Regions from separate parts of the Homo sapiens genome. Here region 1 is linked to region 2. The links are chromatin contacts, found by Hi-C or POLR2A ChIA-PET in ENCODE. All regions are on one chromosome and are shown on one strand. The core of a region is the stretch at or near the end of the contact, and the rest is flanking DNA. Distances in the headings are between cores, read along the strand shown. Region 1 holds the start of LINC02698 (long intergenic non-protein coding RNA 2698). Region 2 has its middle 36 kb from the start of LINC02698.

Region 1 (4,622 bases), core at 2,071-4,570, 36 kb after region 2:
TCTTGGCGTCTGTATCACAGGGATGGTGTCTGATGGGTAAATGGAGGGCTTGAGTCTTAGGGGAAGGAGCTTCCCTACAGCCTGCAGCCTTTGTTGAAGAAGCTCTTATCAAGAGATAGCCTTAAGCTATAGCTCTGTGCCTGCTGTGGCCTCAGACATCCTGCTTTTCTGAGGATTGACCTCTTCAGCCCAAGGGACCTTCTATCAAGGGGTAGTTGATAGGAAGAATCAGTTTGTTTACTTTTCATTAACTTCTCTTAAGTGGGCTGTGTGTACAGGGAAAGGATGCTGGGAGCTGATTAGCTGTGCAGATAGGCAGATAGGCAGAGACCATCTTAGGCCAATTCACTTCTCTCTTCCTCACTCCTCAGTTCAGAGCCATGGCTCCACAAAAGCCTCCCAGTCCCCCTCCTGGGAGTCTCTAGGCTTGCTTTGGTCTCACCTGGAATCCAGCTGCCCTAATAAAGGGAACCTATGTTCCCGCATGCGTCTCCACACTCCTCCAGAGCGAGGCCTGCTGGCTGCGTGCAAGACCCAGTAATCGCCCCACTATTGATCTGCGGATGGTAATTCTCAAGCAGCCATCGGTGCTCTGCAGGGGGCTGCATGGTGGGGATGTGGTGATTATGGAGCAGTGGCCTGGACTGTTAAGGAGTCACTGGGAAGCTTCAGTGGCCCTCGACTCTGCTTGGCATTCCCAAGGCTCATTGAGGTGGTGCCTCTGCACTTCTGCCCTCCTGAGCAGTGGCAGCAGGGAGGATGGAAAGCACTGTGAGGAGTTCTACTCCTAACCCTGATTGGTTAGTGAGGTAGGAGGCAGGGAATACAGGAAGTACTGTGGACTTTGCACGCACAGCTTGGCAGCACCTCTTCCCATCAAGGAGCTGAGGTGTCGCCAGTGACCTAAGCGCCTTCCCATGGGAAAGTAGCACCAGATGACTAAACCACAACCAAGTGCAAAAGGCGCCCGAGCCACTGACTTAAAAGAAGTAGTGAACATAAAGAAAATCATGAAAATTAGCTTCAGCCCCTTATATACATGCCATCAATCCCAAGTAGAGAAATCCCTCAAACCCTGGCTTCTCTCCCCAGGGAGGGCTCTGAGATACACTGCAAAGATGCTGGGCCCAGAACTTTAGGTGTTCCCGTGACATGTTGTGAGACTTCTGGGGAGAAGCTGTGAGAGGCTGTTAGTTCCTTCTCACATTGCTATAAAGAAATATCTGAGACTGGACAATTTAGAAAGAAAAGAGGTTTAGTTGGCTTACAGTTCTGCAGGCTTTACAGGAAGCATGATGCTGGCATCTGCTCAGCTTCTGGGGAGACCTCAGGAAATTTACAATCATGGCCAAAGGCAAAGGGGAAACAGGCATGCCACAGGGCCAGAGCAGGAGCAAGAGAGCTGGAGAGTGGGAAGGAGCCAAACACTTTTAACCAACTAGAGAACTCACTCACTATCATGAGAACAGCATGGAGATGGTGTTAAACCATTCATGAGAAATCCACCCTCATGATCCAACCACCTCCCACCAGATCCCACCTCCAACATTGGGGATTACAATATAACGAGATTTGGTGGGGACACAGATCCGAACCATTTTAGAGACTTAAGCAGGCTCTCAGAGGAAGAGAGGCTGGCCTCCGCCTATCCACTTATCGAACTAGCTCTCAGCATCCTCTCCTTCCTAACCATCTAAGTCTTGCTTAAGTCATTTGAAAATGGAAGGGTACTGAAAGAACAGGGTAGAAGAGAGAATTATGTGAGAAAGCAGATGGGAATGCTTTATAAACCACAAAGCACTAACAAAAGTTAGCTATTGCTATTGTGTTGTGTTCACTTTTAGTAGCTACCAGTAGGTAGCATTTTATATCAAGATGTATAATACAAAGGTTTCTTCTACCTTGACCACAGAAACTGACCATTATCTCTGTCCCAAAAAGGTAGTGAGGGTGTAAAAGATAGCCTAATTTTATTTATTATTATTATTATTATTATTTTTAAGAAACAGGGTCTGTCTGCCAGGCTAGGTGGCTCACACTTGTAATTTCAGCACTTTGGGAGGCCGAGGTGGGAGGATTGCTTGAGCCTAGGAATTTGAGACCAGCCTGGGCAATATAGGGAGACCTCGCCTCTACAAAAAAAACACAAATAAATTAGCAGGAAATGGTGGCACGCACCTGTAAGCCCGGCTACTTGGAAGGCTGAGGTGGAAGGATCACTTGAGCCCTGAGGCAGAAGTGGCAGTGAGCCAAGATCGTGCCACTGCACTCAGCCTGGGTGACAGAGTAAGACCCTATCTCTGAAAAAAATAATTCAAAAAAAAAAGACAGGGTCTCATTCTGTCGCCCAGGCTTGGGTGCAGTGGCACAATTATAGCTCACTGCAGCTTCGAACTCCTGGGCTCAAGCCATCCTCCTGCCTCAGCCTCCTTAAGCACTGGGATTACAGGTGTGACCCACTGTGCTGGGCCTGAGCTAGGTGTGAACAGCCCCCCATCTCCTCCACCACAGTCCACCCTCATTCCTCCACACCTTCCAGCTCCTAAGTGCTTGGACAAGTGGCCTAACCTCTATGGATCTCACTTTCAGAATAGGGATAATGTTGGAATTAAACGATCTCATAAGCTCTTTTAGCTGTGATTTATATAATTCATGGCCATCACCATCTTCTGCCAGCCTCTCTCCTGCATTCCATTTCTTCCCCAGCCTGTTCTAAACTTTTTCTTCTACTCCCTAGGGATCTACATGTGATTCCCTTTGCCACCCTCACCCAAACATCCCCTTTCCTTACATCCTTTGGTCTCTCCAGGTTTTGACAAGCGCGATCTGTCTGCTTCCCCAAGAAGTGTCCCTGAGAATTCTTTAAGTAGCTGGGAGGTGGAAAGGATCTCATGTATTTTTGGTACCAGAGATAATCAGATAATTGTGCAATTAGTAGTAATTTTACCGCTCCTGTAGTTTCTTTCTAACAAGGGCCCCCTTTCAAAAAAATAAGAGGGATTTCTTTTTGTCAGTCCCTTGTTGTTGTTTTGTCTGGAGTGTCTGTCATCAGGAATTTGGCCCGACACCCACGCGCTCCGCAAGGGAGCCAGGGGGAGGGGAAGGACACAGGAGACAGAACTCCTGGGGGAGAGAATCTGCCTAGCAGGCGGCTCTCCCCTGCTCCCCCACCGAGCACAGACCGTGGGAGGGGACCCTGCGGGAGGAGGCTGCTTCAGTCTCCAGAGACCATCTCCCATCTCTACAGCGACTCCCCTATGACCGTCCCCCACCCGGTGCTCTCGGGCCACGGGGAAGGGACACTCGGGAAAGACACCAGAGACCGGGAGGGTGCAGCTGGGCTCTTCGCGGGGAGCGGGCGGGAGGCCTTCCTGTTACATGTCGCAGCTGGGACACAGACGGCAGCGCTCCAGGGTCCACTTGCCGGCTTCGGTTCCCTCAGGCCCAGGACCAGGCTCCACACCGCTGTCGCGTCCCTTAGCCGTGTGGGCTGTAGCACAGAGGGGGCAAACACCTCCAGGGGCTTGTGCCAAGTAATTACCAAGCAAATTCCCGGCGATTTCCTCTCCTCCCCCCGCCCCCCCGGGCAGTGCCCGCTGCGTGTTCCCTGATTCGGCCCCCGGCTGTGCAATCAGCTCCAGGTAACCTGCGGGGACCCGTAATTGCTCTGGAGTTGCCTGCGAGTTTGCAAGGTAAGCACGCGCGGCGCTTCTCCCTGGCCCTGGGGCGCGCGGTGGAGCGCCTTGCGCCCGCCCCCGATGGGCCGGATGCCGGGGACCTGCGGAAGCAGAGGCTGCGGGGGTAGAGATCCAACTCCACGGAGTGAGAGAGCAGCTTTGCGCTAATGGGGCCGGGTGCAGGAAGCTGGTGCAGAGAGGAAAGAAGGAAGGGAGTCTGGGCGACTTGCGGGAGGAGAGGGGCCACCTCGCCATGTCCCCAAGGAAGGGGACCTTGGGGGACATGGGATCCTTCTGTCCCTTCCCTCCAGTGAAGAGGCGCTTCATTGATGAGCCTTGTCATCATCCTTCAAGTGTAATTTTTTTAAATTGCAAAAATCTTACAGAGCTATTAACCTCAAAAGAGTTTAACATATGGCAGACCGAGTCTCCCTCTTACCCTAATTATAAGGCTTGCAGTAATGGGGCTGTCTTTTAAGTTACAGCTGCTGCGCTTTTGGCTTTCGCTAACATTACATCCTATTAAAGAGCTACATTAAATGCATGCAAATTGCCGGAGCGACGGCGCTCTCCCGACCAGTGAGGGGGACGGATTGCAGCCGAGGCGGCGATATCGGGGTCAGACTCACCCTGCTGCGAGCGCCATATGATCTATCAATCAAACTCCTCTCATTAATTAACTAATTCATTAAATATCTTTATATATGAAGGCCCGGCCAGGCAGAACATTGTGTTGACAGGGACGTCCCGTCAGCACTTAGCCCTGCTCTCCCCACCCCTCCCCTCCTGCACAAATCTCCCGGTGACTAAGAGAGGTCAGCTTCCCAGTGTTGGCGGGCACGGAAGCAACGGCTGTGTCCACTCCTGGGGGCGCCCTCCTTGGGCCTCCTTCCGCATGAACCCCATCTGTCCGGCTTCCTCCTGGCGCGCCTGCCCTCACTCACC
Region 2 (4,461 bases), core at 432-2,931:
CTATATTTTTAAAGTAATTTATATTTTTTCCTGAGATGTTTCTATCCATGATTTCACTGGATCCTAACAACAATTCTAATATAGGTCCAGGCAGGTCTTATTTTCCTGGAAACCAAAGCCCAGAGGTAGAGTTGAATTTGCTTCTGAACAATTGTGACGGAGTCTCTTGTTTTTTAGTCTTCCATCCTTTCCCACAGTAGCCCAGGTTTGCAGACCTGTTTCTATTTCATTCTTTCTTTCTTTTTTTTTTTTTTTTTTTTGACAGAGTCTCACTTAGTCGCCCAGGCTGGAGTGCAGTAGCACGATCTCAGCTCACTGCAACCTCTGCTTCCCAGATTCAAGCGATTCTCCTGCCTCAGCCTCCTGAGTAGCTGGGACTACAGGCGCGTGCCACCAGGCCTGGCTAAATTTTGTATTTTTAGTAGAGATGGGGTTTCACCAGGTTGGCCAGGCTGGTCTTGAACTCCTGACCTCAAGTGATCCACCTGCCTCAGCCTCCCAATGTTCTGGGATTACAGGCATGAGCCACTGCACCCAGCCTCTATTTCATTCTTTATCCAAGGTTCACTTGACTCTCCCAATTTTCTTGGAGTTATCACTTCAAAATCCCAAGTAAGCTATATGAGCCTTCTAGATCATGTCCCAGAAAAAGAAAGGTGCTGCTTAGGAATTGTCGGATTTGAGCTGGGGTGAAGCTAAGAGCTCAGAACAGGGGGACCCCCTGCACTAGAGATTTCACAGCTTCATGAAGGCCACCATCTTGGGAGTTGGGAGATTCTTCTGGCATTTGAACTAAATTCCTTCTACAATAATAATAATTGTCTTCTGTTTTATCTTGAGATCAATGGAAGCAGAGAGGAATAGCTGCTGTCAATTACGCTATACCTGTACAAGACAAATTTCTCACCCAACCTCCTTGCCCTTGGCTGAATCATCCAATCCTGAACTTCCATGGAGAAGAGAGAAGTCCATGGACAGGGATTTTCCTCATCAGCTGCTCCTGACCACAGTATTGGGGTTTGAGTGCTCAAGGTGCCCCTAAGGAACCATCCCAAGGGTATTTTCCCTAGAGGTCTCTTAAGAGTTGGGTGAAATTTAAGAAGAGCAAGCTGCCTTCCATCTGCTATCCCCGGGGTCATGTGCCCCCAGATGGTGCAGGATGAGTGGGGGCAAAGGGCAAGGGGGAAGTATGTCAACTGGAACATCACAGAAGTCTAAATAAGGACTGTTCTGTTTGCCATCCATCTCTTAATTTTTTGATCTCACTAAAGGAATACAACCCTATAATAAACACTCCAGCCTTACATAAATAAGCACCAGCTTGCAACTGCCTCTGTAGCCAGCTCACTGGATTCCTGAGATTAAGAACACAGGTATACCTCTTAGAAGGTGTCACAGCTAGGAACTATAAAAGTCATCCACAATGAAAGTGATGAGACACTTGGGTGGGTAGCCAAATGGTGTTGGGGTGGGGTCGGAAATGGGGTAAATGCTACAGAAACAGCTTCCCTGGGGATAAGAAAGCCTAGGAGAAATGCTGGTGTCTGAACAGTCCAGATGTAGGAACAGTTGAAACAATCTTATTTGGGCTTGAGCAGCCAAAAGACTCTGGAAATCCAGGTCTGAGCCTCTGGAGCTTTCTTTTCAGCTGCCCCAGCTGCACATTCCTGAAAAGCCAGCACTTGCACGAGGCATCTCCCAACTCAGACATGAGTCACGCCAGCTTATTTTAAGTCCTGACCTCTTCCCGGGAAGGGACTCTGACATGGAAAGCCACGTGCTGTGAAGCAACCATGGACCCCGGCCAAGGGAAACAGAGGCCCCCAACAGCTTCCTGACAGTGTCCTTCCCAGAAGCCCAGTGTGAGCAAGGGCCAGGAGCAGCTGTGGGCACTCATGCCCCCTCCCTTGCCAGGGCGGAACAGTGGGCCGCACCACACCAGCAGCTCTTGTACCCACCGTGATGCTGCTGACGGCTGGGGCAGGGGGTGCCAGGCAGTGAGGGAAGCCCTGTGTGCTCCTCTTTCCAGGACTCTGGCCTTGGTTTTCCAGTCCACACCAGATTGTCCTGAAAGGCTACTGCAGTCCTTTGGGGATAAATGGACAGAGGGAGTATGAAGCCCATGCTCTCTCAGCCAAATGTATTTAAGCCTTTTAATAATTCATATCCCCATTTCCATACACAGCCCCACTTAAAGAGGGATCCCAGGGAAACCTAAAAGCTTTTCTGATTGCACCAGCTCATCCAGCATCTTCATAAAAGGTTCTCAACTGGCCTCTCAGAATCGACGGCAGCAATGCTTATGAAGAAAACTAATAGTTCCAGCTGGTAGTCATTGAAAAGTCACTTAATATTTCTCAGTGCAAGGAGCTCAACTTAATGGGACACAATGTTTTTTCCCTAAGCAGTTGGGAAAAAAAAACCTTGACATCATATTAATAATGTCAAGTTTTATTGGCTCTCTTATTTGACATGATATTAAACTTTTCAGGCTCTATCTCGACTGAGGTACAAGGTTGTTAAAATGTGGACAGATTGGAGCGCTACAAAAATGTGGCATGGAAGAAATGCCTGTCCAGGTGAGTGTAGAGAGATGGAAAGCCGGTGACATGGGGCTTAATAGACAAATCTACTTTGCGGAAAAACTCTTAGTACGTCACCTCCTTCCCTACACTGCCTTCTTTCTGAGACCGATGATGCAGGCACCTTAGGGGAAGATGGGGCTTCAGAACTCTATGGCATAGGGTTGTTCATTGTCCTCTGCAAGTCTAGTTTTCTGGACAGAATAAAGTGAAGACATCATGTTAAGACAGATTACAGTCTATGAGCATAGCTTTGCTCCATAGCACCTCCTTGGGACAGAAAATTCCCTGGGTTTCTCCTTTTTTTTTTTTCTTTTTTTGAAGGAGTCTGGCTCTGTCACCCAGGCTGGAGTGCAGTGGCGTGATCTTGGTACACTGCAACCTCTGCCTCCCGGGTTCAAGCGATTCTCGTGCCTAAGCCTCTCCAGTAGCTGGGATTACAGGCATGCACCACAACGCCCAGCTAATTTTTGTATTTTTAGTAAAGAGATGAGGTTTCCCCATGTTGGCCAGGCTGGTCTCAAACTCCTGACCTCAAGTGATCCGCTCGCCTTGGCCTCCCAAAGTGCTGGGATTACAGACGTGAGCCACCATGCCCTGCAACTCCCAGGGTTTCTAATAATAATAACAATAGCTAACTAACATGACCTGGTGCAACCATGTGTCTGACACCATGCTAAGTACTTTCCCATGTTTACCCCTGTTGGATCCGCACAAAAACCAAAAGAGTTAGATGTTATTGTTGTCACCATTGTCCCCATTTTAAGAAAGAAAACTGAATGAAAGAGGCATCGTATGATTTTCTAAGTCTGATGGCTAGTAACAGACCTGGAAATCCTATTCAAATAGGCTATAGCCTGAAATTATATGCTTACCACCCTTCAATATAATGGGAGCCATTATGAAGATGAAATATGTCACATATGCAAAGTCTAGGGACCCCAGCCTGGCCCTTGGACCTCTCCCTACCCTGGACACCCGTCCTCTTTCACCATTTTCACTGTTGGGGACTGAGAGGCAACCAAGAGGGAGGTTTATCCAGCAGGCAGTCAGCACTGACTTCGCCTGTCAGGCGCAACACCATAAATAACATATTTTAACCAAAGAACACCCCAGCAACCCAATAATGCATATCTAAAGCCATTTTGACGTTGCAGAGATACAGTAATACTTTTATGCTTTGTTTAAAGAAATTGTTTGCAGCATATTTGTAGTGAAATCAGTCCAAAGAGTTTATTTGGGATGATTGATTTATAGGAATCCAGCTCCCATACCCAGAGGATGACACTTAAATCATATCTTCTTTTCATTTATAATAAGGAACAAAATGATCATATTTTGACAAGTCTGATCATTTTGGGGGTTGAGCAGGTTCCCTCAGTGGGCTCAGTCTATAGCTCACAGAACTGATAGAATATTATTATGTCTCATTAAAATCAGCTGCAGCTGCTTCAGATGGCGGCCCCAAAGAAAACAAAGCTGCTGGCAGTTTATCCTAGAGTAGTCAGTCTACCTACTGATTTTTAAGAAGGGGACAAGTGGAAATCTTTTCAGTTGTGCTTGCCAAAGCCCATCTTCCCTGGGTTTGAACTTAGAACATCTCCTTAAAACAGACCGGCCCCACCTAGGGCTGACATCACAAGTCTTTCTGTGTCCTCTCTCCCCGCTTGATGCTACAATGCTGCTGCAGCCTCTGGCCTTCTGACCCCACAGAGGCTGTATCCCATTTCTAGGACTAATGGGAATCTAAACTGCCCAGGCTTAATGGGGAGGGTGACATTTGCTGTTTTGGCACCTGCCTCCTCACTAAACCAAACAAGCCGGTTTTGTAGTTCTCATTTGTTTCCAGATTCACAGCCGGGGCAAAAGCCGCCTGTGT

The links. Hi-C counts contacts between places; a loop is a spot of excess contacts on that map. ChIA-PET counts read pairs that join two places held with the same protein, here RNA polymerase II (POLR2A). Pooled maps may share reads with other maps.
Region 1: a loop to region 2 is called in a map of cardiac septum, with 2.2 times the contacts of the local background. The contact joins the promoter of LINC02698 here to the enhancer-like site in region 2. A Hi-C loop is called at or near these places in 2 of 168 maps with a recorded cell type or tissue (cardiac septum and gastrocnemius medialis) and 2 of 50 pooled maps. POLR2A ChIA-PET finds 5 or more read pairs at or near these places in 6 of 52 experiments (AG04450, Caco-2, HEK293 and 3 more).

Annotation. Positions count from the first base shown.
Region 1 is chr11:115,656,033-115,660,654 of GRCh38, forward strand. LINC02698 (long intergenic non-protein coding RNA 2698) reads left to right here and starts at 3,321. Exons shown (of 5, transcript XR_001748394.3): 1 at 3,321-3,692. RefSeq lists an enhancer at 139-640.
Region 2 is chr11:115,621,415-115,625,875 of GRCh38, forward strand. No RefSeq gene overlaps it. Among named protein-coding and RNA genes, the nearest start is that of LINC02698, 36 kb to the right of the region's middle. Within about 2 kb of position 1,682, at least 8 of the 41 ENCODE cell types and tissues checked have a DNase peak (open chromatin) inside an H3K27ac peak, as active enhancers do; they include gastrocnemius medialis, where a contact is called at or near this core.